2 separate regions of the Mus musculus genome follow, and region 2 is linked to region 1. The links are chromatin loops, found by intact Hi-C in ENCODE. Cell type or tissue: heart. All regions are shown on one strand. Each heading gives the region's core, and the rest is flanking DNA. Links, peaks and the distances in the headings are about the cores only. Region 1 has its middle 51 kb from the start of Tfap2a. Region 2 overlaps Sycp2l (synaptonemal complex protein 2-like).

Region 1 (2,925 bases), core at 315-2,814:
GACTTATAAACTAATGTAGACACATCACTGTGATGGGCAAAGTGAGAACAAAATGACATCAAGGTGACTATTTCGGAAGTAAAGTTAAGATTATAAAGTGTTGTACTTACTCTGCCTGACATTAGAGAGGCACGGTGCTCATGTGCTGTGAACAGCTTTGGAGAGGGCACTGGAGCAGTGTGGCAGTGTCTATCCTTATACTTCATACTTTCTGTACTTGTCTGGTCAATCCACTTGAAGGGTTGTCTACACTGGGGTGGAGAGATGGCTCAGCTGGTTGCTCTTCCAGAGGGCGGGGATTCAATTCCTTCCACCCACATGGCAGCTTACCACCATCTGAAACTATAGTTCAAGGGAAGGAGCTCTCAACTTGTGGGTCTCAACCCCTTGGTTCAGTGGGGGCATGGTGGGGGTGTCAAATGACCCTTTCACGGGGTTTCCTAAGACCATCTGAATTTCAGATATTTATACTACCCATTAACAGTGGCAAAATTACAGTTATGACGTTGCAATAAAAATAATTTTATGGTTGGGGAATACCACAACATGAGGAACTGTATTAAAGCATTAGGGATGTTGAGAGCCATGGTTCTCTTTCCTGGTCTCTGATGGCAACTGCATACAGATGGTACACAGACATGTAGGTAAAACTCATGTGCATAAAATCAAAATAAGTAAGAGGGAGAGGGTGGGAAGGAGGGAGAAAGAGAGAGGGAGAGAGCGGGAGAGACAGACAGAGAGAGAGAGAGAGAGAGAGAGAGAGAGAGGATATCTGTGCTTTTGGGATTCCTGGTTCGAAAAATGTATCCTACAAATGTATGCAGGAGCCTTGGGGACAAGGACCCAGGCATCTCTTCCTCACTGTTTAATAAGTACGCTCAAAGGTGCTAGTTAACTGGCCACCGAAGAATCTTGGCAGGACTCTATTTTATTTAGGGCTCTCCTCTTTCCCTGTGAAGGGACAATTGGCAAGTGTTTTCATACATTCACTTGCAAAGGTAAAACTATCATCAAATATTTGTTGAAGATAGACAGACCCCAGGAATGTCACCCAACACAAAATTATAAACTCACTTAAACATTATGAGACCCCCCCCCCCACTCCAGGACACATACCTTGTAACTCAATTGTAGGGTTTTTGAGCATAAATATTGTATATGACAATAACATGTCTAGGATTCAAGACTGGGTCTGGCCTTGAACTGAAGAGCCTTCTGCCTGTTAGGACATTGTCAAACTCTTCAGATATTTTCCCCACAACTGGGTAACTTACTCAGTCTAAATGGAAAAGCACAGGTTTGGTTTTGACAATTACTGCTTAATGCTTTTGTTTTGCAAAAACAGCTCTTTTTTTTTTTTCCTTAGTAGATGTCATTTGTGAAAGATTTCCTCCTAATGTCACAGGATTGCATAGGTAGTGATCTTTATAACGTGTGGGTGGGGCGGGGGGAGGTGGGTTCATGGGAAAAAAAGGGAGTGGGTAAAGGGGTAAAGGGGAGAAGGGGAGCAAGAGAAAGTGGGGAGAGGGAAAGAGGAGAGGGGAGGAGGAAGAAGAGGAAGGGGAGGGAGGGAGCGAGAAAGGCAGAAAGAGCAGTGATATGGTGCCATCTGCTGCTTAAATTATGAATTACAAGGATTTGAGTACTTGGGTTTGACCAGTTGGGCAGTCATTTCAGAACCCCATTAAGAACTATACTTTAGAAACATCAGAGGAAGACCCTGGCTGCTTGTTTCTGAAGGAAGGCCTAGTCACACTCCAGGACAATGCCTTGTTACTGTGGGTGGGCCCCCACTGGAGACCTATAGGGGTCCATCTCATGCCCCGATACAATGTGGACTTTGCATATGTCAGAATCAGCAAGCCCTACAGCTAGAGCCCAAGCTCAACTCCTTCACAGTGAGTCATTCCATCTGCACGCAAAGCACCGGATTCCATGTGAGCAACCCAGACGCTGCTACTGGAAGGCTCGTTGGTGACCTAGCATGGGTACTGCTGTGGTGGTGGACAGTGTGAGAGGTGATCTGAGAGATATCCCCACCAGTCAGATATCTCGGACTAGCTGGGTGTGGTGACTTTTCATCACAGCATTAGGAAGGTAGGGAGGGGCCAGAGAGCTGGATCTGGAGACAGACCTCACAGTGGGATCCTACAGCAGAAAGAAAAATCCCAAAGACAAAAATCATTTCAGAATGCATTAAGGACAGACTCAGGAAAGTTAACATTGCCTGGACAATGCTGTGCACACTTGGAGTGTGAAAGAGATCCGTGTGGGGAAAGTGATGGCAAAATACACACAACAGAAATGTCTTCATCATAATTAGTGTTAGGTGTACAGGTCTGTGATGGTTAAGTTCATTCACACGGTTGTGTAACTGCTACAGACCTCTTCATGTGACAGAGCCGAAAATTTGTCCCCATTGACCTCTCCTTCCTGCCCTCACAGCTCCTGGCAGCTAGTATTCCATTTGATTTCAATTATGGCTCTGTGAGTTCATTTCTTTATATATTTACTTGTGCATGTATGTTTGGAAAGCATGTGAGTGTGTGTGTGGGTGTGTGAAGTGGCAATTTCTGGTTTCTTTAGAGACTCAGTTGTGTCAGGTGATGCTATTCTGAAGACTGTCTTACGAGAGGGTGTTTTTGCTGAAGCACACACATGGGAAGATGTTTTACTAAGAACAGACACATGGTGTTTTTCTGGGGGCAGCCTGGAAAAACGGCACGTGATATTTTCCTAGAGTGGATGCTTGAGAGAACACGTGATGTTTGGAAAGGATATAAACATAGCCCAACAGACAGTGGACGATGCTGGGTGGCATTGGTACACCTTGCCATTCTTTGTTGGTCATCGTTGGGCTTTGCTGATGCTGGTCTTGAGCTGATGATGCTGGGTGCTATTGGTATGCCTTATCATTCTTTGTTA
Region 2 (2,925 bases), core at 279-2,778, 350 kb before region 1:
CCACCCCATTTTGGGTGGAACTAGGCGCTATAAGAAGATCTGCAGAGTGAGCCATGAGGGGCAAGCCAGTAAGCAGCATCCCTCCATGGTCTCTGTGTCACCTTCTGCCTCCAGGTTCCTGCCTAGTTTGGATTCCTGCCTTGGCTTCCATCAATGGGTTATAATTTAGAACATAAAAGCCAAACAAACCCTCCCTTTCTTGCCCAAGACGCTTTTGTTCATGGTGTTTTGTAACAGCAATGGTTACCCTACCCAAGAAACTACTCATTTTAAGGTAGGATTTATTCACACTTTGCAGATGAGATCATAAGACTTCACCAGTTCATGACTTTATCTAAGTTTATGCAACCATCACCTAAGTTGGATTCTAAGTTGAGGTAAAACTCAAGTCCAAAAAGTCCCTGGAATCATGACTTTTCATCTTAGAACATATGATAGTCCTAGAGTCTAAGACTCACAATATAAAGGTTCATATTTAGTACAATGTAAATCATGTGATAATCCTGATTACACAACGGTGTTGATTAGAAGGCTTCATTAAAATGAGCACAGCAATATGAATTTCACCTTTTCCTGAGACTCTAATGCTGACTTCAGAGTCTTTGGAAAAAAATAAAGGAAATGCATTAGCAATTGCAGGAGGGAGGCAGATACACAACAAAGCCAAGAGCTAGTCTTGTGCCCTTTGAGAACAATCATAGAGAGCTTATTGTAAAAAAACAACCTACCTACCAACCACTGAAAATCTCTGCAACTTCACACGGTGGCAGCTGGATGGCACACAGCAAGGTCACTCTACAGTCTCACCACTCGAGTGCAATTACCAATGCCAGCCGTCTACCATGGCCACAAAGTCCCCCTTCATGGCTGTAATTCTCTTTATTCTTCAATTGCATCCCTACTCTTCGGGGGCCGTTCAAAATCTCTGCCTGCTCCTCAATGTTTTCCTTGCCTGAACCCATCAAATACACAGTTTGCCTCCTGGATTGATTCGCTCTGAAGAGCCCTGGCTGTATCTCCTCACGTGTCACACAAGTATTTTGCTTATGTGCTGTCACTGATGAGGGTAAAACAAACGTTAAGGATTGCAATCTGGTATTTTAAACAGCGAGGGGCCAGAGAGATGGCTCAGCAGTTAGGGACATAAACTGCTTTTACAGATAGCCCTAGTGTGGTTCCCCGCACCTGTGTCTGGCAGCTCACAACTGCCAACTCCACATCCCGGGAATGCAGAATACCCAACAAACCCGCACTCACACACATATTCTTACACACACACACACACACACACACACACAGAGAGAGAGAGAGAGAGAGAGAGAGAGAGAGAGAGAGAGAGAGAGAGAGAGAGAACGAACGAACTTAAAAAAATCTTTTCATCTTTAAGAAAATTAAATCTCCTGTGCCAAAAACCCAGGAGAGTCTGAAAGGATCCTCAGTAAATGCTGACTGAACCGATGACCAGAATTCTCACCGTCTCAAATTCCCGATTCTTAATTTTTTTGAAAGCTTCAGCCAGGGCGGTATTCTCAAACCACTGCATGGCAAGGTCATTCCTCTGCCTTCCCACAGACATTCGACACAGTGCCTCAGAGAGCGCCACCTGCTGGCTATAGTCTAGAGATTCAAAACACAGAAGACCTGGGTGAATTCTGGGTGCAGAGCAACAGAAAACAAGGTATGTTTAAAGTCAGAATTTGGTCTAGAGCTAATGCAACAAGACACATTCAGAGCCATTATGGCCATCCAAAGTCTACTTGAGGATTGCCAGGGGGGAAATCTGAATAGGTTTCATAGATAGCATCTTTAAGATACTACTTCCAAGGGTTGTGAATATTGTTTTGTTAGTAGAATGTTTGCCTACTACATACAAGGTGCTGAGATCAATCCTTAGTTAGTACTGTGAAAAAAATATATGTATAATATAGATCTAACATATATTTTTAGATTTTATATGTAAGGCACAGTAAAAATTCAAATCAAATAGCCTTAAAAATATTTTGACAACAAAAAAATAAAATCTCATTAAAGTTATGATATATAAAAAGCAGTGTCTTATTGTAGCTCAGGATAGACTCAAATTCACTCTACAGCCAAGAATAACCATGAACTCCTGATTCTCCTCCCTCCATCTTCCAAGTGCCGGGAGAATGGACTCACATCCCCACACCAGGTTTAGGGGCGTTAGGGCTCAAACCCAGGGATTTGTGCATGTTAAGCAAGCACTCTACAGCCACAGCCCAAACCTCAAATAACTGTAAAGGCAAAAACAGGGTGTAATCAGATGGACTGACGAGGTTGTAGTCACAGACTACTGTTTTTAAAATCTATAAAAATAAATCATGGAGTTAATATGAGGATTAAAAGTATAAAGATTATGTTCGGGAATAAAAAGGTCTCTGAGTCAAAGGCAGGAAGTAGGGATATAGACATAGAGGGCTTTATTCATGAATCTGACGTCTTTTATACTTAAAAGAATTTTAGATGAAGCACATGTGCCAATATATTAAAATGTGACAAAGCTGGCCAATATGTGTCTGTTGGCTATTAGGATTTTCAGCAGGCCAGAATCTCTTGGCAGTTAAAAAAAATGTAATTTCCTAACATCAAACAGGACATAACTTATTCCTCACACTTCCAGCATCATCACACATCTCCTACTGCCCAATATTCTATGCATTTAAAATTCTAAATACTTACCGCCCACAGTCAAGATCGTCCTTGCCAATTCTTTCCTGAAATATTGACATAAATTACGTTTTACTGAGATGAGCAGCCAGAGGTAAACCCTCATCAAATATATTTTAGAAATCAGTATCAGAATCTCCACAATGTGTAATGCCTTTTAACGGAAATTTTCTTTAAGTTTGCACATTAATGACCGATAAGCATTTTAAATGTTTTTTAAAAATAATTTTATATGCA

Evidence for each region. Peaks named below come from ENCODE experiments on the same cell type or tissue, not always from the same donor. Only the 100,000 strongest peaks of a DNase experiment are listed, where the experiment ranks them.
Region 2: it touches region 1 in a loop (2.3-fold over the local background); 2 of 42 quality-filtered maps call a loop at or near these places.

What each region holds. Positions count from the first base shown.
Region 1 is chr13:40,783,257-40,786,181 of GRCm38, reverse strand. No RefSeq gene overlaps it. Among named protein-coding and RNA genes, the nearest start is that of Tfap2a, 51 kb to the right of the region's middle. In heart, for the core only: a CTCF peak has its summit at 1,619 (motif pointing left); no DNase peak of the experiment used is centred there.
Region 2 is chr13:41,133,764-41,136,688 of GRCm38, reverse strand. It overlaps Sycp2l (synaptonemal complex protein 2-like), which reads right to left. Exons shown (of 29, transcript NM_001324525.1): 8 at 2,701-2,735; 9 at 1,475-1,617. Among named protein-coding and RNA genes, the nearest start is that of Sycp2l, 21 kb to the right of the region's middle. In heart, for the core only: a CTCF peak has its summit at 1,605 (motif pointing left); no DNase peak of the experiment used is centred there.